Regions from separate parts of the Mus musculus genome. Here region 2 is linked to region 1. The links are chromatin loops, found by intact Hi-C in ENCODE. Cell type or tissue: left cerebral cortex. All regions are shown on one strand. Each heading gives the region's core, and the rest is flanking DNA. Links, peaks and the distances in the headings are about the cores only.

The links. Peaks named below come from ENCODE experiments on the same cell type or tissue, not always from the same donor. Only the 100,000 strongest peaks of a DNase experiment are listed, where the experiment ranks them.
Region 2: it touches region 1 in a loop (2.3-fold over the local background); 5 of 42 quality-filtered maps call a loop at or near these places.

Annotation. Positions count from the first base shown.
Region 1 is chr4:119,183,040-119,193,773 of GRCm38, forward strand. It overlaps Ermap (erythroblast membrane-associated protein), which reads right to left and starts at 6,956. Exons shown (of 13, transcript NM_013848.3): 1 at 6,767-6,956; 2 at 5,820-5,904; 3 at 4,591-4,680; 4 at 4,057-4,395; 5 at 2,502-2,783; 6 at 872-988; 7 at 267-299. The coding sequence starts at 4,675. In left cerebral cortex, for the core only: a CTCF peak has its summit at 5,459; a DNase peak (open chromatin) is centred at 5,439.
Region 2 is chr4:118,640,898-118,651,631 of GRCm38, forward strand. No RefSeq gene overlaps it. Among named protein-coding and RNA genes, the nearest start is that of Gm12853, 9.9 kb to the left of the region's middle. In left cerebral cortex, for the core only: a CTCF peak has its summit at 4,515 (motif pointing right); DNase peaks (open chromatin) are centred at 1,630 and 4,528.

The DNA.
Region 1 (10,734 bases), core at 1,910-9,909:
ACCCAACTTGTCTCCCATGTCTTGTCTTACTCCTCTGATCTCTTCACAACACAGTAGCTGAAGAGCACACGTCAAAGCATGATTCTGAGCAGGATGTCCCCATTGACTGCTTTGCCATCTCTTTTAGGAGAAAAGACTGGGTTCCTCCATCAACACAAACAGAGGTTGATGAAACTTTCAGGGACAAAGTTTAGTTCTGTGGGCACTGGTGATACAGAAATCAACAAAACAAAAGCATGCCCCTGACCCCTGCCCAGGGCACTCACCTACCTCCATCGCTTGCTCATACAGCAGCTTCTCTGGAAGGGGAGAGAGGAGAGAGTGAGCTCAGCTGAGGAAGCGCCTTTTCCTCCATGCTGCTGCCCAAACATGGTCTGAGCTGTCTGAATAGGACTGACCCCTCCGCCAATATAGGTGTATGGCCATTTGAAAAGATCACAGTCTTCACACCCTCAGATGGAGGAGGAAGTGTTGGGTTATGTAACTTTCCAAATCCTTTGCAATTAAGATCCTGAGAAATGCAACCATTTTAAATGAGGGTTTTATCCAAATGAATATAATTGGATTTCCTGATTAGAAAGCTCTAATTTCTTAGTTAATTAGAAAGCTGCCAGGGTTGGTTCAGATCTAATTTCTCAAAGGCTGAGAATTCACAGCTCTACTCAGAGCCTCTCCACAGCTTACTCCCCTCCCTCTGCCATGTGATTCCCTGGCACGTGGCTGTCCCAGTTTTCAACTGGCAGGGTCTCCCACCTGCAGCAAATATTGTGTCCACATCTACTCCTGTGGGTCTTTCCCCAGAGCAGTCACAGTCTTCCATACCCCCCAGCCCTCCCCACCAGTGCCCACAGCTCCCTTACTGCCAAGTTACCTTTTGATTTTTTTTGTTTACAAATGAGCCAGATGCCAAGGAGGATGAGGAGCCCCAAGACGGGCAAGACCACAGAAAGAGCCACCGCTGGAGAGGACAGACTTCCTCGTTCTGGGGCTGAAACAAAGATCACCAATGACCACCCTCAGGGAGACATCTGCAAGCAGCTCCCTGCCTCGAAGGACAGATGGCTCAGGTGCATCCTGCTGTCCCATTGCCTCTAGGAAGAGTCCTGCCAAGACTGATGAAGCTCTTTGCTTCTCTTGGGAATTCAAACTCCAGGTGGCAAAGTGAAATGGGGTGCTCATATTTTACAAAGGCTTCTCAACCACAAACTAACCCTGTTCTCTAACTCCACTGACAAGGACTCCCAGGGACCTCACAGTCCTAAATGTGTGCTCCTTAATAATCATCAACAGTCCCTCATGAGTCCTGTCTGCCTTCTTCTGGTATGCATCCACAGGCTCAGCTGCAACAGTGTGCTCCAGGCCACTGGTGTGGGACTGAGGTCTGTGTCCCCGCAGGTAGAGCAGGAAAGGGGTGGAGCTGTGACAAGTGGTGGAGAGTCCCAGCTGGCTGGATGTTCTTGTTCAGCCTTTGGGTGGCTCTAGGCAAGAGACCTAGCCTCTCCCAACTTGGCTTAACTTATCTATAAAATGGAGATGGTAAGAGTCCTAATTCCCTGGGACTTGGGGGGAGGGGAAGGACTTAAATATATTACTTTAAATTCTTATGCTAGGGAGAGGCAATGTCAGAAGAGGAGAAGGGCATAGAGGGAAGAACAATGAAAGGGACCGGCAGATGTCCAGGAGGCTGCTCTACCAACTCATTTTATTACATGGCTCCATAGTTAGAGGGTTTTTCAAAGTGTCACACTTTTTAACCCAGCGGTTCCATTTCCTTAGGATGTGATTCTGAATCGGCTCCCAAAGAGGTATGAAGATGTCCACTATGTCATTAGTTATAACATGAGGGGGGGGGGGGATGGCAAGGCATCTGGATTTCCAAACACAGCCTTTGTTTAATTTGTTTTAATCTATAGACACACAATAAAATTCTATGCCACCCCAAAAAATCAAGTTATGAAAAGATATTTAAAGATATAGAAGAAAAATGGCATATAGCTAGGCAGTGGTGGCACATGACTTTAATATCAGCACTCGGGATGCAAAGGCGGGCAGATCTCTATGAGTTTGAGACCAGCCTGGTTTACAAAGAAACTTTCAGGTTATCCAGGGCTGTTACACACACTCCTCAGAGGTACATACATGTAAGTCTTGAGAGCCATACCCCAAAAATATTAGCAGTAGTTCTCTATAATTTATGAGATTCTATACCATTGTTTTGATCTCTCTAAAATGTTCCCTTTTTCCAAGTTTTTCTTTTTTTCCAATATACATTCTTAGAGCTATAATATGATATAATTCATGGAAATTTTGAAAAAATGTTTAAATTTTATGTGTATGGGTGTTTTGTTTGCCTGAATGTCTATGTACCATGCATGTGCCTGGTGCCCCAGCGGCTGAGCCATCTCTCTCACCCCTGAAAATTCCTTATAAAGTTTCCACTGAGGTAGGGGTTTCCTCCAGGCCTCTTAGGAGCCTCAAGCTTATATGCATCCCAGCATTACCTCCAATAATCATGGCCGTCGTCTTCTCTTGGCCAAGGGCCTCATTATGGATAGTGCAAGACACATTTCCCAGGGCATTGTCCCTGATTCTGCTGGACACTGCTGTTCGGAACAGCCCATTTTCATCCAGGGAGTGAACCTCTGAAAGGGAGAGTAGCGCTCTACCCGTAGTGTCTCTCCACTCAGTCCACGGCTTTGGGAACCATCCCACTGATTGACACAGCAGCTCGATCCACCCAGCATCATAGCCCTTCACGTGGATGTAGGGATCAGAACCTAAAACTGAAGAAGACAGATTGCCTGACTGAGGCAATCCAGCTGACTAGCAGGGCCCTGGCAAGGGCATGGTCCTAGCCAATTTCTTGCCCTCCACTCCTCCACCCTTCCCTGATGGACAGCCACAGCTGGTAACAGACCTAGAGCATATGCCTTCTTACCCTTGCCCACAGCTGCTCGGTTCACCACAAAACGGTTCATCCATATAAAGTTCAAGACTCACTCAGGACAACACCAGCATCACACTACCAATCTGGGGACCCCAGTCTCCAGTTGATAATGACTTACCCTTAAAGGACTCCACGATTTGAAAGAGTCTACCAACTACTGTGTGTTTTATAGGAATTCATCCCTCTGGGGCATGTAACCAAATGGCAATCAAAAGGTGATCAGAGGCTGGAGAGATGGCTCAGGGGTTAAGAGTACTGCTTGCTCTTCCAGAGAACCCAGGTTTGGTTCCCAACACCCACATGGCAACTCACAAATGTCTTTAATTCCAGTTCCAGGAGATCTGACCCTCTCTTCTGGTGTCTGTTGTCCCTAGGTACCCATATGGTGTACAGACATACATGCAGGCAAAACACCCACACACATAGAATAAAAACAAATAAATCTTCAAAGTGATGATCTAGGGTGACTTCACAGAGCTGACATGGAACAAACGCAGAGACTTGGACTGGGTTTGAGGTAGACTGACTTTTCTAAAAAAACACTGAAGATGGTTTGAGAAGCAGTATCTGCCTTCTGGCCCTTTACATACTCAGAACTCAGAGAGGAGCTGTGCAGCAAATCCTTGTCACAGCTGGGAATTCTGAGCCTGGAGGACTTTTCCTTGCAGCCCTGATTTTGAGCTTCTTTTTTTTTTTTTTTTTTTTTTTTTTTTTTTTGGTTTTTTTGAGACAGGGTTTCTCTGTGTAGCTCTGGCTGTCCTGGAACTCACTTTGTAGACCAGGCTGGCCTCGAACTCAGAAATCCGCCTGCCTCTGCCTCCCAAGTGCTGGGATTAAAGGCGTGCGCCACCACGCCCAGCTGATTTTGAGCTTCTTGGTAGCGGAGAAGAGAAAGCTTCCTTTGTTGTCTGAGCTAACAAGTTTACAGGTCACCAACTGTGCTTATCCAGGTCCTATATTGGACAATGTTTTCCAAAGTCCAAGTTCCTCCCCTCCTCACAACAAAACACCAGTCAGGGTTTCACTAAGTTGAATGGACAGGACTGGAGAAGTCCAGGCTGATAAAGCAGCTGTCACAAATGACCCGGGCCCCTCCAACCTGTGCTAACCTGCCACCTGCAGGGTCACGTTGTCTTCTCGACTTGAGTTTCCGACCCAGACCTGGCACTGGTATAGCCCTCGGTCCTCGAGCCTCACATTACTGATTTGCAGGATGTAGCTTTCCTTGTGGGCATCCCTCACCAGTGCCGTCCTGCCCTTATATTCTGGCATCAGGTCTTCATCTCTGTCCTGCCCGTCCCGGAACACGTGGACAGCCTGGGTGCGAGGTAGGTGTCCGGGCCGATACCACCTCATCTCGCTGAGTACCATGTTAGGCCAGAGGAAGAGAGGGCAGGGCAAGTTGGCTGTGTCCCTAAGAGGGGCTATGTAGACCTTGCCAGCATCCCCTGTGTGACGGAGACCAAAGAGGGGGAGAAAAACATTTTAGAGACAGTTTGGGAAGGAGTGAGAAAGGGGGGTTCCTTAGAGAAGGGCAATCCTGGAAAGGAGAATGGAAAACAGAACCCAAGAAGAGCCAAGTTCCAGAGCCATGCCTCATCCCTGTCAGACCTCCCAGGCAGAGAAAGACCCAAAACTCCTACCTAACACCTGAACAGGCGGCTGGAAGACAGCTATGGTGAAGAGACAGCCGACAAGCCAGGAACCACAGGGACTTGGTCTCTCCATATGAACTAGGACAGACATCAAAAGAGGGCTGATGAGTTCTAGCTGGAGCAAGGACATGTGCTTCTAAACCCAGCTCCCCTTCCCTACTCCCTTGTAATACCACTCTTACTCCTCCTGTGACAATGTGACTAAAATCCTCAGAAACTCTTCTTCTTAAAGTAGTTTTTAATTATATGTATATATGGGGGAGGCATGTGCACCACATGAGTGCAGGTGCCCTTAGAGGCTAGAAAAGGGTGCCGGCTCCCCTGTTAACTGGAGATAGTGGTGGTTGTGAAAATGGTCCCCAGCAAGAGCAACAAGTGCTCTTAACTGCTGAGCAGCATCTCCAGCCTCGCTGACAGCCTTGCAAGTTGACAATCAACCAAGGCTGCAAAGTCCTCATCATGTTCCAACATAAAGAAACCAACCCTTCAAATAGACACTGGGGCTAGCTGACTAGACCTAGACTCAGGTCTTACCTATTTCTATTTGCTAGTCCCACATCTCTAGCAAAGTTGTGTGATATCTTTGCCGCCATGGCAATAATCTGTCGGGGCAGGGCTTCTTCACAGGCAGGTGGACAGATTCAGGAGGAGAGTATGCATCGAGCACTGGCTGTAGATGCCTGGAGAAATGTGCTTGATAAATGTGTACTAAACTCAACGGAGATATCATAGCTCAGAGGTGCAAAGCACGGTGTGTTCTAGCGGTGGGAGACCCCAGAGAGTTCCCTAGTGAAGCTCTGCCCACCCACTTGCTATTGCCTGAACTGCAGGCAGTTAGGAGGAAGCGTGGTCTGTCCTGCCACACTGAGGAGGAAGTTGAAAATGCAAGCAGTCCAAGAGGAGATCACCTCCAAATTCTCTCCACCCGTTCCCACCCTGCCCATCACTTCAGTTATCAGAAAACAACCCGGGGGTGCTGGGGCGATGGTTCAGCTTGTAAGACTACTGCCTGCTCTTGCAGAGGACCTGGGTCAGTTCCAGCACCCACATAGCAGCTCACCAGTATCTGTAGCTTCCAGTTCCAGGGGATCCAATGCCCTCTTCTGACCTTCACAGGCACTAAGCACGCATTCACTCAAGCAGACAAACTTGTCCCCATAAAGTAAAAACAAATAAATCTTTTTTAAAAGCATAAACCCGTCATGTTGCTTTGATACCTGACATCTTCCGTGAGTGTGGCATTACACACATTTTCCACGCCACCACATGTTTCTTTAGCCGCTTCAGCATTCCAACACAGACCTGTGAGAATTTTTAGAAATAATTCCGTATGGTTGATCATCAGTACAGACGACAGTGGTTGGTGGCTAGAATTAGGAGTCTTAGTCCTAAGGGTTGTAGCAGAGTCTCCAACTAAATGAGACTGTAAATTAAAGCAAACTGCTTAACTCTTAGGCTTTGAGTTTCCTAATTTTAAAATAGGAATGTTTTCACCATCAAATTGTCCTAAGGGATGAATCAATCAATCAATCAATCAATCAATCAGTCAACATAAAAGTTCTCGCTTTCCCACAGCCTTGCCTTAAGTGAAATATATCAAGTTAAATAAAGTTTTAATCAATTTTATAATAAAATAATATTTTTAAGCTGTTTCTTTGACTTATTGTCTCTTAATAGCTTGAATAGATCTTTATATAGTAGCCATTTTTCCCCATGACACAAGTTGAAAGTATGTTCCTTCAGTCAGAATCAGTCACATTTTAAGTTTGAACTAGTTTGATTTTTAAAGCTTACAAATAAAAAAAAAGATTCCAACAGACATTCTCTTGCCAATCTTGAGCAACTTATGAAGACCCTACACATGTATAAATGATCAGCCTGATATGGCCCAGCCCGGGACCCAGCAGATGGTGGGGCCGAACTGCACATCTGCTGTATTATTAATGACTACCGTGACAATAAGTAAGAGTCTTAGACAGAACCGGCACAGCACGCTGGTAACTTGGATTCGAGGCTCCTAAGTGACAGCTAACCATTGTCCCATGTTGTCCTTTAAGATGATCTTTGTAAAAAGAAAGATTATTTCCCTACTGAACTTGAGGATCCTGAGAAATTTAAAGAACTAAACAGACTAAGGGAAGAAAAGAGACCGAAGAGAACTGACCTTTGAGGTGGAGATTGTGTCCTTTAGCGGCAGAGCTGGGGCCTCCTACCTGGGAACACTGGGCTCCCCACAGGCAGGGTGGTCTGACATCGGGCAAGAGTGCCAGGAAGATCTCAAGAGATGGGTCTGCAAAAAGTTCATATTCTAGTCTGATGCCAGAGTCTCAAAGCCAAGGGTTCTCTCTGTCTACCCCACAGAGGGCCTCTGACTGTCCCTATAAACAAACAAGCAACGCCCTGTCTGCCCACCCCTGATAAAGCGAGCGTTCAGAAAGGAGGCTCCCCAAAAGCAAGGGACCCGTCTACTGCCTCGGCAAAGAAGGACCTTTACCCCAACTCTCTTTTCCCCCAGTGCTTGGTGACAACCATGACTCCTAAAATTTGATTCCATTGTTCCTTTTTAAAAATGAAGGCTTGCTCTCTTGTACTTCCCAATAAGCATAAATTAGAAGCTTTATAGATGGAACTGAAGACCATTATGTTGGGGGAAATAGGGCAGACTCAGGAAGATTAGTTTTCTCCCATATGTGGGATTTATGTTTAGGGGTTTGTGGGGTGTGTGTGTGTGTGTGTGTGTGTGTGTGTGTGTGTGTGTAAGCACGTGTAGGTTATGAAAGTCAAAAGGAGACCATGGGAGAGGAGAAAGAAACCATAAAAGGCCAGGGGAGAGTAAAGTAATACGGGCAATTTGAAAGCACAGGGAGGAGCATTGGGGAGGAGGGAGAGCAGTAAGAAGGGGTTGGGAGTGTGTGAGAAGACACTGGGTGGGGGAATGAATAAGAACAAAGTGTAATGATGTGTACATATGCAACTGCCACCAAGAAACCCATCCCTTTGTACACTAACTTTTAAATTTTGACTTAAAAATTAGAAGGTTGGTTTCAAGATACCCACCAACCGGCCACGGCTTTTATCTCCAGCTACACCTTGATATATGCTTCCAGACAAGCCAACTTGCTTCCCGCCCCTCCTCTCACGTCACACCCTCCCCAACTGACTAGCCTTCTTCATATCGATTGTACTCACAGCAACACCAAATATGCACGTGGACTTTTATAAAAATGCACTGGTCACTCAGAAGTCCCCGGGGTTTCTTTTTTCAGTCATCACTGGGTTTCGAATCTAGCAGATTCCAGTGGTGGCCTGAACTGTGTCCCCTGTTGATGGCTGAGCTGTCACTTTCAGTGTAGCTGAGACTTGTCAGCAAGCTGTAGAGCTCCAGAAGCTTTTTTGCTTACTGTCTGAGATTCTATGCAAAGGCTCGTGGCCTGTGGTCATCCCTAAAGTTCACTGTAGGTAAGGCATCACGGGAGGAGCCCTGAGCCAGCTTTACTACATAACTCCTCCAAGATTTCCCACTTGTTCCCCGGACTAAAGAAACCCTTTTCTTCTCCTAGATCTTCTTCTGTAAATCCTTGCACTAAAGGACTTGTCTTACACTTTGCTTTGGGAATGGAGGTGGGTTGCGCTAGTTCATTCACCTGGCTCTGTGTTCATCTCCAACACACACCTCTCTCTCTCTCCCTCTCTCTCTCTCCTCCTCCTCCTCCTCATCATCATCATTCATATTAGGAAACCTCCAACTGCTCTCTCTCCTAGTTAACCTGAATATATAACAATCATACATGTACTCACCCTAGAATGCTAGAGCTTACGTCTCCCATCTGTTGACAGTCATAACTGAGTCATAACTCAGTCTTTGTCTATGTCCCTTCTCCCGAGTTTTAATTGCTTTGTTTTCAGACAGTATCTTACTACATAATTCAGGTTGACCTCAAACTCCTAACCTTCCTGCATCTGCCTCGTGAGTGGTGGTAGTACAGCCATTTACAAACTCAGGCCCACCATGCTTTGCTTTAAGGGGTTTATTGACAAAGGTCTGGACTTCCAGCTACATAACTGTGGTTTCCTGAACGAGGCACTATTAAAGAACGTTTATTGTCTTTTCTCCTTTATTTGAGGCAGAGTCTGCCTGCATACTCCACGCTGGCCTTACACTGAGGTTCTCCTGGGTGCTATGATTATAGACACTCATCCCAGCGCTTGACTCTGGTACTTTTTCCTGGCTGTTGAAGTATAAATATCCACTGTAAAAATTCACAAAATACAGGAAAGCTTAAACAAGACAATTGTAAGCCCTACTAATAAAACAAGATTTATTAATAATTTTGCTGTGCCTTCTCCCACTTTCTGTTTTTTGTTTTGTTTTGTTTTGTTTTGTTTTGTTTTGTTTTGTTTTGTTTTTCCAGAGAGGGTTTCTCTATGTATCCCTGGCTGTCCTGGAACTCACTCTGTAGACCAGGCTGGCCTCAAACTCAGAAATCCTTCTGCCTCTGCCTCCCAAGTGCTGGGATTAAAGGCGTGCGCCACCACTGCCCAGCCACTTTCTGTTTTAAAACAATATTTAAAAAATACGGTGATTAGACAATATATGTTCTTTGTGGCTTTTTAAGTTTTAATATACTAAAGCAATGGTGTGTACGTGCGTGGGTGTGTATGCATGCATGTGTATGGTTGTGTGTGTGTGTGTGTATGTGTGTGTGTGTGTGTGTGTGTGTGTGTGTGTGTGTGTATGTGTAGAGGCCAGAGGTCAATGTCAAGTGTCTTCCTCAATTGAACTCCACCTTATATTTTGAGACGGAGTCTCTTACTGAATCTGGGCCCTCTGAAGTGGTTAGGTTGCCTGGTTATCACGCTCTAGGGAATCTGCCTGTCTGAAAAGCATTGTATTATATCATAAATCTCCTGTGCTATTTTAATGGTTGTGTTGAATTTTATTATAGCTACTCTTCCATCCATTTTGTTTGTTTATTTGCTTGCTTCTGTTTTGAGACAGGGTCTCTCTATGTAACCCTAGCTGCCCTTGAACTCACAAAGATCCACCTTCCTCTGCCTCCTGAGTGCTGAAAAACAGCTCATTCATTCATCTTTTTTAAATTAGATATTTATTTTATGTATAAAATTACACCATTGCTCTGTTCAGGTACACTAGGAAAGGGCATCAGACCCCATCGTAGATGGTTGTGAGCCACCATGTGGTTGCTGGGAATTGAACTCAGGACCTCTTGAAGAACAGTCAGTGCTCTTAACCACTGAGCCATCTCTGCACCCCCCCCCCCCATTTATTCATCTTAACTCTGATGATAAGATGCTGGGTGTTGCAGGCTTCCCCTTTATAGACAGAGCTGCTTCTGGTCATTTACTTGTGACAACTCCTTCAGAGTGAAATTGCTTAAACTAATGGTTTGAGTCAATTTTTAAAAACTGGAGTGAAAACCACTTTGCCGTTTTACGTTTTGCTTTCTTCTGGTACTGGGCATTGAACTTGCAGTCTCTACCACTGAGCACCGTGGCACATGCTCTACCACTGAGCTAGATCCCCAGTTCTCTTGCTTCTTTGAGACAGGCTCACCATAATCTGCCCTAGGCTGATCTTGAAATCATTTTATATGTAGCTCAGGCTGACATTTTCAACTTGTGATTCTCCTGCCTCAGCTTTTCTAGTAACTGGGATCAGAGGCATAGCATTTTAGTCATTTTAAAGTCTACGTACAGAACTATGAACATCGCCATGCGTCAGATTTCTAGAATTCTCTCTTGCAGAATGCACTCTATATCCACTGATCAATAACTCTCTTTCCCCCTCCCCCAAGCTCCACTTTATGTTTCTTTTTTGATACCTCTTAAAAATGGAAGCATGTGGTAATGTGTGTGTTTATGTGTGTGTGCACACTCGTGTGGTTGTGTCCAGCTTTAAGGTTTTGAGATCTAGTACGGGATTGGACTCTGAAAAGAATGTAACAACTCAGACTTAGACTGAAAGCACCTCAGTGCCCATGGAGGCTTCCCAATGGAGGTAGCCCTGGCAGGTCTGGAATTTGCTAGGTAGACCAAGCTGGTCTTGGACACACAGGGACCCATTTGCCTTTCCCTCTGGAGTGCTAGGAGTAAGGGTGACAGAGAGACTAA
Region 2 (10,734 bases), core at 1,418-9,417, 540 kb before region 1:
GGTCATGATGTCTGTTCACAGCAGTAAAACCCAAACTAAGACATGTTCTAATCTTTTGGATCCTTCTCATTCTCTGGCTTGTTCTGTCTTCACCTTTGCCTAGCTTGCTCTCTCTCTGCAACCTGTCTTTGTACAACGGTCCAGGTAAAACTGCCTCCTCTCTCTCCACTGCCCCTCAAGTAGCTTCCCTTTCCTTTCTCTTCTCCTGAGAGTAGGGCAGATCCTATTCTGTCAAATCTTTCTCTGATTCATCATTTTGTCTTCCAGTCAGTTAGATATCAATTTCAAGCATGGATGCTTCCTTCTCCGAACTAGCTTTACCTTTATTTGGGGTTACAGGTGTATGGCAAGGGCTGAGCCACACCATAACTAGAAACAGTTTTTTTTGTTTTTTTGTTTTTAGTAAATAACAGAAACTCAGGGATCACAATATGATCAAATATCCTGCAACACCTAACACTTAGTGTTTTGGGTTCTTTGTATGTTCTGGTCACTAAACGGTTGCCCCCACTCTGTGGGGCTTCAGTGTTCTTTGCTGTATGGAAGACTCATTTTTGTAAAGCCTTTTTTCTCCCTACTAATTCTCCAGAGATGGCCGCCTCCACTTACTGTTTACTTCTTTAGACATTCTTTAACCTTTTCAAGATGGTGCGACATAATTCGTTCTCCCTTCCGTAGTTATTATAACTTTCTTTTTTCCTGTACCTCGGAGATTATTTCAATTTTTGCAAAAGATCGGTTTTCCCATTTATTGTTTCCAGTGCTAAATTAAGTTTAGCTTAATTTAATTTTTAAGGGCAGGGTCCAGTGTAGCTCAGGATGGCCTCAAAATCATTCTGTAGCCACAGATGTCCTTGGTCTCTCTATCCTCTCAGCTGTATCACCATGTCTGCGTTTTGTTTGATTTTATGTGCAGTGGCATAGTGAACTGGTATATCCACACCTGTTATGGGAATGCTGACCAAAAGGATGCTGCTGCTGAGGTGATGCTGAGGTGATGCTGAGGTGATGCTGAGGTGATGCTGCTGAGGTGATGCTGCTGAGGTGATGCTGAGGCTGCTGCTGCTGAGGTGATGCTGCTGCTGAGGTGATGCTGCTGCTGCTAAGGTGATGCTGCTGCTGCTAAGGTGATGCTGAGGATGCTGCTGCTGAGGATGCTGCTGCTGAGGTGATGGGTTGGGTGGTGACACTGAGGATTATGATGCAGTAGGGGAAGGTTGATAGTTTTGGGATGATGGTCAGTAAAAATACTGATGAGAACCAGGCAGGAAGACGAGGCTATGCTAATGTAACTAATGTTGAAAAATACCAGGGTGGTGGTGGTGTTGGAAGAGAAGATACCTTGCGTTTGTACTTGCTACCTAGTATACACAAGGGATGGAATTAGGAAAAAAGTTAGGTCAAGTTTCCTCAGGTACCTCCAAGGGATACTGTATCATTTCTGCTTCCTGCGTGGCTGCTGGAGTGGTCCCCGCTGCCTCATAAGCCAAAGTTATGATGTTCCTTAATGATGTTCCTCTCATTTTCCGAAGCAAAGAAGTTAACAAGCCTCCCAGGAATTCTTAGTTCAGAGCGGCTCAGCTGCAGCATAATTGGTCTGCAGCCAGGAGGGAGGACTCCTGCGGCAGCAGAATGGAGGAGGAGTGGCCTCCGGAATGGCAGAGTGAATTGGGAGCCTCATAGCAAGAGGGGAGAGGAGCGGAGAACTTTCAACTAACATTACTTTAGTTTAATTGGGCTTAGAGGCAGGCAAATTTCTGTGTGGCTGGCAGCTTTTATATCCTCCAGGGAAGTTCCAGGCTAATGGAGAGCTTCTGGGAGTTCCCAGTGGCCCACAGTCTGGGCCTTGCAACAGCGCCTGCAAAATGACGCACACAGTTATCCTCAGGCAGGTATCTCAATCCAGGAGGCTAATGCTGGAAGCTCAGAAGCTTCCTCCCCGTCCAGCTGGCTTGGCATGGAAAGTCGTCACCAGACATCCGGGTTTCTAGAGCTCTGCTTCCTCCCTGTCCAGCTGGCCTGGCATGGAAAGTCGTCACCAGACATAAGGGTTTCTAGAGCTCTGCTTCCTCCCCGTCCAGCTGGCTTGGCATGGAAAGTCGTCACCAGACATCAGGGTTTCTAGAGCTCTGCTTCCTCCCCGTCCAGCTGGCCTGGCATGGAAAGTCGTCACCAGACATCCGGGTTTCTAGAGCTCTGCTTCCTCCCCGTCCAGCTGGCCTGACATGGAAAGTCGTCACCAGACATCAGGGTTTCTAGAGCTCTGCTTCCTCCCCATCCAGCTGGCCTGACATGGAAAGTCGTCACCAGACATCAGAGTTTCTAGAGCTTTGAGGGCTGAGTTGGCTAGTTCTTACAGATCGTTCATAGACTGGCAACAGGGTCACATCTGAAACCCCTGGGGTTTTTATTGCCATTATTTGCAATTTCTTTTAATTTTTCCTCTATACAATGAAGTCATTACAAACAGCCAGCCAGTTCAACCTCCTCAACACCGACTCCCACACCAGACTTCAAGTCTGTCTCCAGATTTTTGGAAATATATATATATATATACACATACATACACATACACAGAGTCTGTCTCTCTTTATATATATATATATATATATATATATCCTATCCTGAAATTCACTATGTAGATCAGGCTGACCTTGAACTCACAAAGGTCTGCCTTGCCTCTGCTTGGAATTAAAGGTGTGCATCACCATGCTTGATCTTAGAAACAGACTTTATCATTGTGTTGGTAAGAACATATAGAAATATTTTTTCACCTTTTCCCAGAATGGAAGCATACAGTGACTTATAAGAGTGTGACATAAATGTACGTGACAGGAACATGGTATCTTTGCTTCTCATCTAAGACATATATGTACTTTCAACAGATTCTTCCAAGAGAATGCCCGGTGTTCTTAGAGTCTCCTCACAAAGAGTGAATTATTCAAATGGAACCTATGTGTTGAATCAGTTTGTCTCTGCCCATGTTGTGATGAGGCCAAAATTCACTCAGAGTCCCTTGTTGGCGACAGTTTCAAGATCATAGAGTCATAAGTGATTGTGATCATCTGAGTGTGGTGACACAGGCCTGTGACCCAACACTGGGTAGCTGGAGACGAGAGGGTGGGAAGGTGATGAACATGATCTTGGCTGTGCAGCGAATTCAAGCCCAGTCTGGGCTGAAGAAGGCGCTGCCTCAAACAAACGAATACCCATGCTAAGTGGCTATTGGGTCACACTGTTTTTTTGTTTTTGTTTTTTAACTTTGGGAAGGGAAAAAGGAAAATGTCTTAACGACATAAGTGGAAACTATAATTAACAAAGGGGTCATATTCTAAGAAGAAAAAAATATCTATAAATCTATCAATTTGGCCATCTCCCATCATTGTTCAAAATGGTGAAGTAGTCACCTTTTTCATTTTGGAACACTCTAACAAGGAGTTAGCAGATATTTTATTTTGAATCCCACTGGTCACTCATGAGGTTGGCATTTATCAGCTATACTGTTATTTTGGAGGGCTTTCTGTTTATGCCATTGATCTACCTTTCCTGCCAGCTTTGTCCCTTTGACATGTTACTTATGACTGATAAATATTTGTTCTTTCCACTTTATTCCCCAGTGTAGGGGACGCAGACACCAAACCCAGACACTACTGCTGATGCCATTCTTGGAGCCTGATATAGCTGTCTCATGAGAGGCTCTGCCAGAGTCTTACCAACACAGATGTGGATGTTTGCAGCCAACCATTGGACTGAGTACAGGGACCCCAATGGAGGAGTTAGGGGAAGGACTAAAGGAGCTGAAGGGGTTTATAAGCCCATAGAAAGAACAATATCAATCAACCAGATCCCCCAGAGCTCCCAGGGACTAAACCACCAATCACAGGGTACACATGGAGGGACCCATAGCTCCAGCTGCATATGTAGCAGAGGATGGCCTTGTTGGACATCAGTGGGAGGGGAGACTGTTGGTCCTGTGAAGGCTCGATGTCCCAGTGTAGGGGAAATGCTAGGGTGGTGAGGCAGGAGTGGGTGGGTGGGTGGGTGGAGGAGCACCCTCATAGAAGAAGGAGGTATGGGGGAATGGGATAGGGGGTTTGCAGAGGAGAAACTGGGAAGGGGGATAACATTTGAAATGTAAATAAATAAAATAACCAATAAAAATTTAAAAAATATAAAAATAGCCAATACTCTATATATTTTTTATTCTCATTGGAAATTTACTTTTATCATAGTGTGATTTTTTTAATATTGTTCCAGTAATATTGGTTGAATAGTATATTCCTTACCCTATTGTTTTAAAATTACATCATTACTTATAGTCAAAGTTTCTGATAATCATGACTCTATTTTGTACTTAATTATTTCATTGATTTATCTGTCAGTTCCTGTTACTAATATGATTTTTAAAAAATCTTGTTTTCTCCTTGACTATGTAAAAATAGTTTTTAAAAGGTGCTTTTATGTGTATGGATGTTTTGCCTGCTCGCATGTCTGGGCACCATTGCATGCAGTACCTGTAGTAGCCAGAAGAGGGCATCCGATCTCCTGGAGCTGGAGAGGGTTGTGTTTGCTGAGAACTAGACTCCAGACTCTGCAAGAGCAATCAGTGCTCTTAGCCACTGAGTTGTCTCTCCAGTTCCATTTTGGGTATGTTTATATGCTTAACAACATATTTAGAGTCAGCTCACCAAGTTCCATAGATGAAAGTTGGAGGCTTAAGAGTGACTTGGGATTAATCCACTTGCAGAGGTGACATCACTGTAGAGCGGAAGCCCCTCATTCAGATGCCTGCTGGACTCACCTCCTAAGTAAAGTTTATACAGCTCTTCGTTTACACCTTAAATGAGCTTAATTCTCTCTATCAGGGAGTTTATTTCTATAAATAATGTATATTCTGTATCTATTATTGTTATTATTATTATTATTATTATTATTATTATTGAGACAGGGTTTCTCTGTATAGCCCTGGCTGTCCTGGAACTCACTTTGTAGACCAAGTTGGCCTCGAACTCAGAAATCCGCCTGCCTCTGCCTCCCGAGTGCTGGGATTAAAGGCATGTGCCACCATGCCTTTCTGTAGCTATTATTGATGGTAATCTGTTTATCCATTGTACTGACAGTACAAAGATATTTTAGATATTTTCCTCTTCATCTTGTATATGGTTTTATCTCTTAAATAGCATTTTACTTTTTTTGGTTTTTGAAACATTTTCATATGTAGCCCTGAGTGGTCTGGAACTCACTTTGTAGACCAGGGTGATCTTGAACTTACAGGGATCCAACTGTCTCTGCTTCCCAAATGCTGACATCAAAGGCTTGTGTTACCACACGCTTCCTTAAATCTACTAATGTACTATGTTACATAAAATGCTTTCTAATTTGGAATCTTTTTCTCATTTACTGGGTAAGTTATTCTTGGGTATGTTATATTGTTATTTTAACAGGTGGCTAGATTTCAGTAAATACTTTACAAAGGATACTTACATCCAGTATTTGTGCCTAAGATTACCTTTAATTCTGCATATGGGTGTGTGTCTGCGTGTATGTGATGTGCACATGGGTGCAGGTACCAATGGAGACCAGAAGCATCCGATATCCCCTGGAGCTGGAATTACTAGGCCACCTGATGTGGCAGCTGGAAACGGAACGGGTTCATTGTAAGAGAAAAACATTCTCTTAATCACTAGACCATCTCTCTAGGCCCTGGATCTGGTATTTGTGAGAGAAAGTTGGCCTTAAACCTTCATGTTTTGTGGTATCTTTGCCCAGTTATACCAACCTTATGCCAGAAAAGCATCAGCAGCTATCTTTCCCGTGTTCTGGACTAGTTGGTTAGTGTGGGAAAACTTGTTCCTTATCTGAGCCCTAAGACTCATTTTATTATGATTAATTGTGTCCAGATTCCGCCCCACCATTGGAGTGGGGGACACTCCGTTGGGGAGGCAGAAAGTGGGGAGCTTGACTGTGGTTATCCCACGCTGCCACGGTCAGGTGCTGGGCTCTAGGGAAGCACAGAGACACTGCTCAGGGGGTGGGGAAACGTAGTCTGAGATGGGGTGGAGGAAGATGGGGTTCTCTGACTCCCGGGAATCTAGTCACTAGAAAACTGCACAGAGAAGTCGGGAACGAAGTGTTGGGGTCCATGGGCCTGAGACGAGGCTGGGACCATTGGGGTCCTGTGGGCTGAGGATGGCACCTAGCCCGGGGCTGGGGGAGATGAGAGCTCCGGCTTCGTTTATCAGTGATTGTCCTTAGCTTGGCAGTGGTTGTCTGGAAGCACATAGAGAGGCCTTCTACAGGAGACTTAGGCTGCGGCTCCGTAGGCAAAGGCCATCTCCATGCTCCCCACAGCGGCTCTCGATGAAAGAGGCCGTCCATGTTTATCATTCTGTTTATTGAGTGTTCATCATGGAAAATGGATCCATTCCAACTTCTCAGGGTGGGCCAGAGGTTAATACCTTTTATAGGTTGGAATGTCCAGGAAGGGAAGCCTATTGGTTAAACCCTCAAGGTCTCTAGGTACCTCATTAGCATGGAACACTCTGTTTTGGGCTACGTGAGCTACATGGGGAGTATGGACACATGTTGTAGGCCAGGAATCTGGCAGGGAACAGGGAGCTGCCTACAGTCTTAGGTGGATGTCCACGTGCCAGGGACTTAGACCTTCTCTGCCTTACCAGGTTTCCTGGTAAGGTCCATTGTCCCACAATTAATTAATTAATTAATTAGTTAATTAATTAATGTTTTGGTTTGTTTTTCACAATGAAATATTTTTATAATTAATTAATTAATTAACTTAATATTCTAACTGCAGTTTCCCCTCTTTTCTCTTCTCTCAGTATTCCCCCACATCCCCTCCATCCCCATCCACTCCTGTCTTTCTCCTCAGAGAAGGGGAGGGCTCCCTTGGACCTCAACCCACCTTGGCCTATAAAGTTGCAGTAAGATTAGATGCATCTTCGCCTATGGAGGCTCAACAAGGAAGTGTGGTAGGGCAAAGGGTTCCAAAGGCAACAGAGTCAGAGACAGCCCCTGCTCCCACTGTGGCATGGTTTTCCCAGACAAGCTCTTAACTAACTATGTAGCCCTGGTTGGCCGGAAACTATGTAGACCAGGCTGGCGGCAAACTCACAGAGATCTGCCTCTGTCTGCCTCCCTTAGTGCTGGGATTAAGGGTGTGAAGCACCACTCCCAGCACAGATTAAGTTTTAAGGAGCGTCTCACCGTGCGGTGCAGGCTGACTTGAAAATTGTGTTTCTGCCCCTGCTCTGGAGAGCCTCTGCCTGACCCTGCTTCACTTCTAGGGCTTTTTTGAAATGTGGGCGCCTGGCTGACTCTTTAGTCTCTTCTCCACTGACTTTGGCTTTTAACATCTTGGGAAAATTTGTCCAGTTAAATTTTCTTTTTTGAAAAATCATGCATTTTATCTATATGTTCAAAATTTCTGATTTAAAATTTATATAGTAGTTTCTCAAAATGACAAGTGTCCCTAGTCTCTGTCATTTTCCCCTCCCTGGAATGTATTACTTGCCAATTGCTTATACCTTTGGATATACTGGTGTTAAAAAACAACAACAACAACAACAACAACAACAACATCTAACCCTTTCTAATGTTTCATTAATTTATGCACTTACTCTTATTGTTTTTATTTTGCTTGTTATCTATTTAATTGCTTTCACATAGTTTTAAAAGATTTATTTATTTTATTATCTTATGTCTATGAATGAATTCTTGTCTGCACTTCACCAATGCACAGTGCCCAAGGAGGTCAGAGGAGGACATAAACTCCCCTGAGGCTGGAGCTACAGACCGTTGTGAGCTGCCCTGTGGGTACTGGGGATTGAACAGGGGTCCCCTGCAAGAGCAGCCAGTGCTCTTAACTGCTGAGACATGTCTTCAATGGTTTTATGTAATTTTTATTAAGTTGAAGCTTGCAGCATTAATTTTACTAAAAGTGTTGTTTTCAAGTAAATGTATATCTTTGGCTATATTCTACCTCTTTTGGATATAGACTAGGTCTTTTGTTTATTATTTGTTGCTATATAGTTTATAATTTCCATATTGATTTAATTCCAAGGGTAATGTAAATGGTTTTAAATCTTCTAAGCATATGTTTTACTTGATTACATGCTACTTTGTATGTGTGTGTGTGTGTGTACGTATGTATGTATGTATGTGCCTGTGAACATGTGCTGGTAACTGAACCATGATGAAATCCACAGAGCTTGACACAGCAGGCTGTTCCTCCAGCCTCTAGCCTATACACTGATATTCTCCTTGTCTTTCAAGACAGATATTAACAATGGATTGTTACTTTTCTGTGCCTCCTGTTGGGCTGTATATGTGGTGCCTTCCCTTAGTTTTAAGGTCTTCTAGCTGTTGTGGATCTTCCTTCCTTCCTTCCTTCCTTCCTTCCTTCCTTCCTTCCTTCCTTCCTTCCTCCCTTCCTTCCTTCCCCTCCTCTCTTTCTTTTTTAAAGATTTATTTATTTATTTAATGTATATGAGTACACTGTAGCTGTACAGATGGTTGCGAGCCTTCACGTGGTTGTTGGGAATTGAATTTAGGACTTCTGCTTGCTCTGGTCAACCCCGCTCGCTCCGGCCCAAAGATTTATTTATTATTATGAATAAGTACACTGTTACATTGTAGCTGTCTTCAGACACACCAGGAGAGGGCATCAGATGTCATTAGGGATGGTTGTGAGCCACCATGTGGTTGCTGGAATTTGAACTCAGAACCTTTGGAAGAGCAGTCAGTGCTCTTACCCACTGAGCCATCTCACCAGCCACAGTTATTTTTTCATTAATGTATTCATTTACTTTACATCCCAATATTAGCCCCCCTCTCTGCCAAGTCCCTCCCTCCCCCTCCCCTTAATGCTACTTTCCCCCTTATTCCCCTCCCCTTCTCCTCTGAGAAGGGTGAGTCTCTCCCCTGGGTGCCAACCTACTTTGACACATCAAGTCACTGCCGAATTAGGCACATCTTCTCCCACTGAGGTCAGACAAGGCAGCCCAGTTAGGGGAACAGGATCCACAGGCAGGCCACAGAGTCAGGGACTGCTCCTGCTCCGCACATCTGCTCCATATGTGCAGGACGGTGTGTGTGTGTGTGTGTGTGTGTGTGTGTGTGTGTGTCTGTGTGTGTGTGTGTGTGTGTGTGTGTGTGTGTGAGGGGAGTGGAGGTGGGGGGCCGAAGGGGGGATTGTAGGTCCAGCTCATGCTCATTCTTTGGTTGGTGGTTCCTTTGTCTCCCTGATATACAGAGAAACACCCACCCAGCTGCTGATCTGTGGCAATGGAAACCAAGAAGTTGCACTTATTTCCAGGAGAGAACCTCAGTAGCACAATTTCATCACTCCTTGTCCTGTCATCTCAATTCAGAAGCATTTCATTTAACTGTCATTTTGAAGTGCCGTGTAATTTTAACTCATGCACAAATGCATAAGAATTGTACATAAAAATGGGTGTCATGTGTTGTTTTGATACTATGTATCTACTTTGAAATACTTAAATCAGGTTAAACATGTTTACCTCCTCCTCATCTGTTATTTCTTCAGGGTGAACTTTCAATATGTTCCTGCTAGAGGGCTGAGGCACACAGGGCGCAGCTGTTCTCTATAGAGTGGTTACTCAATGATGCAACACCACCCAAAGCATCTAAATTGCATTTGACTGTAACATTGTATTCACTGGCCAGCTGTACCCCAGACTCCCCTATCTTCTACTCTCAGCTTTGTAACAGAATTCCTCTTCCTGCCTCCATGGTTACCTTCCCAGGACTGCACATGTGAGCCAATTCATGCACACACTTGTCTTTCTCTGCCTGGTATATTTTCTTCATTTCATTAGTTCTATTCATTTTGACACAAATGATAGATTTCATCCTTTTTATGACACTGATGTTGCATAATGCATAGAAAACATGGTTCCCCCACCCCCATTTGTCCACTAGTTGATAGACACTTAGGTTGCTTGTGGATTCTTGGCAACTGTGAACAGCTCTACAGTCATCATTGAAGTACATAGTGTTTTTTATTTCCATTTGTTATATATCCAGTAGAGGGGTTGACTGATCATATGATACCTGTATTCTGAACTTGTGGAGGGGTCTCAATACTCTTGACTACAGTGGCTGCCCTAACTTTCCAATCCCATCAGTAGTGTGAAGGAGTTCCCTGTCCTCTAGATTCTCATCAGGGTGTGTGTCTGTAGTCCTGTGATAGCATTCATTCTTACTGAGGTGAGGTGATATCAAACTGTGGTTTTGATTTGCATCTCCCTGATGAAGAGTGAGAGGTTTCAAGCATTTTAAAAATGACTCTAGGCCATTGTAATGACTGTTCCTGGCTGTCAACTTGCCTCTATCTGGAATGAACTACAACCAGAATTGGAAGGTACACCTATAGTCCAGATCTTGAGACTGGAAGACGCAAGTTTCTGAACTGGATATTAGCATGGAGATCTTGAAAAGCTTAGACCCAGGCAAGATAGTCACACCTTTAATTCCAGGAGACTGAGGCAAGGAGATCTTTGACTCCATAGTTAGCCTGGGACAAAGCCTGGGACAAAGCAAGTCCCAGATCCAGGTGTGGTGACACACACCTTTAATCTTGGCCACATCTTCTGCTGGATACCTACAGAGGGACATTGGAAGAAGGAAGATTCACTCACTCTTCTTTGCCTGCTTGCACTTACTTGCCAGCGCATCTGTTGGAACCGACTTCTA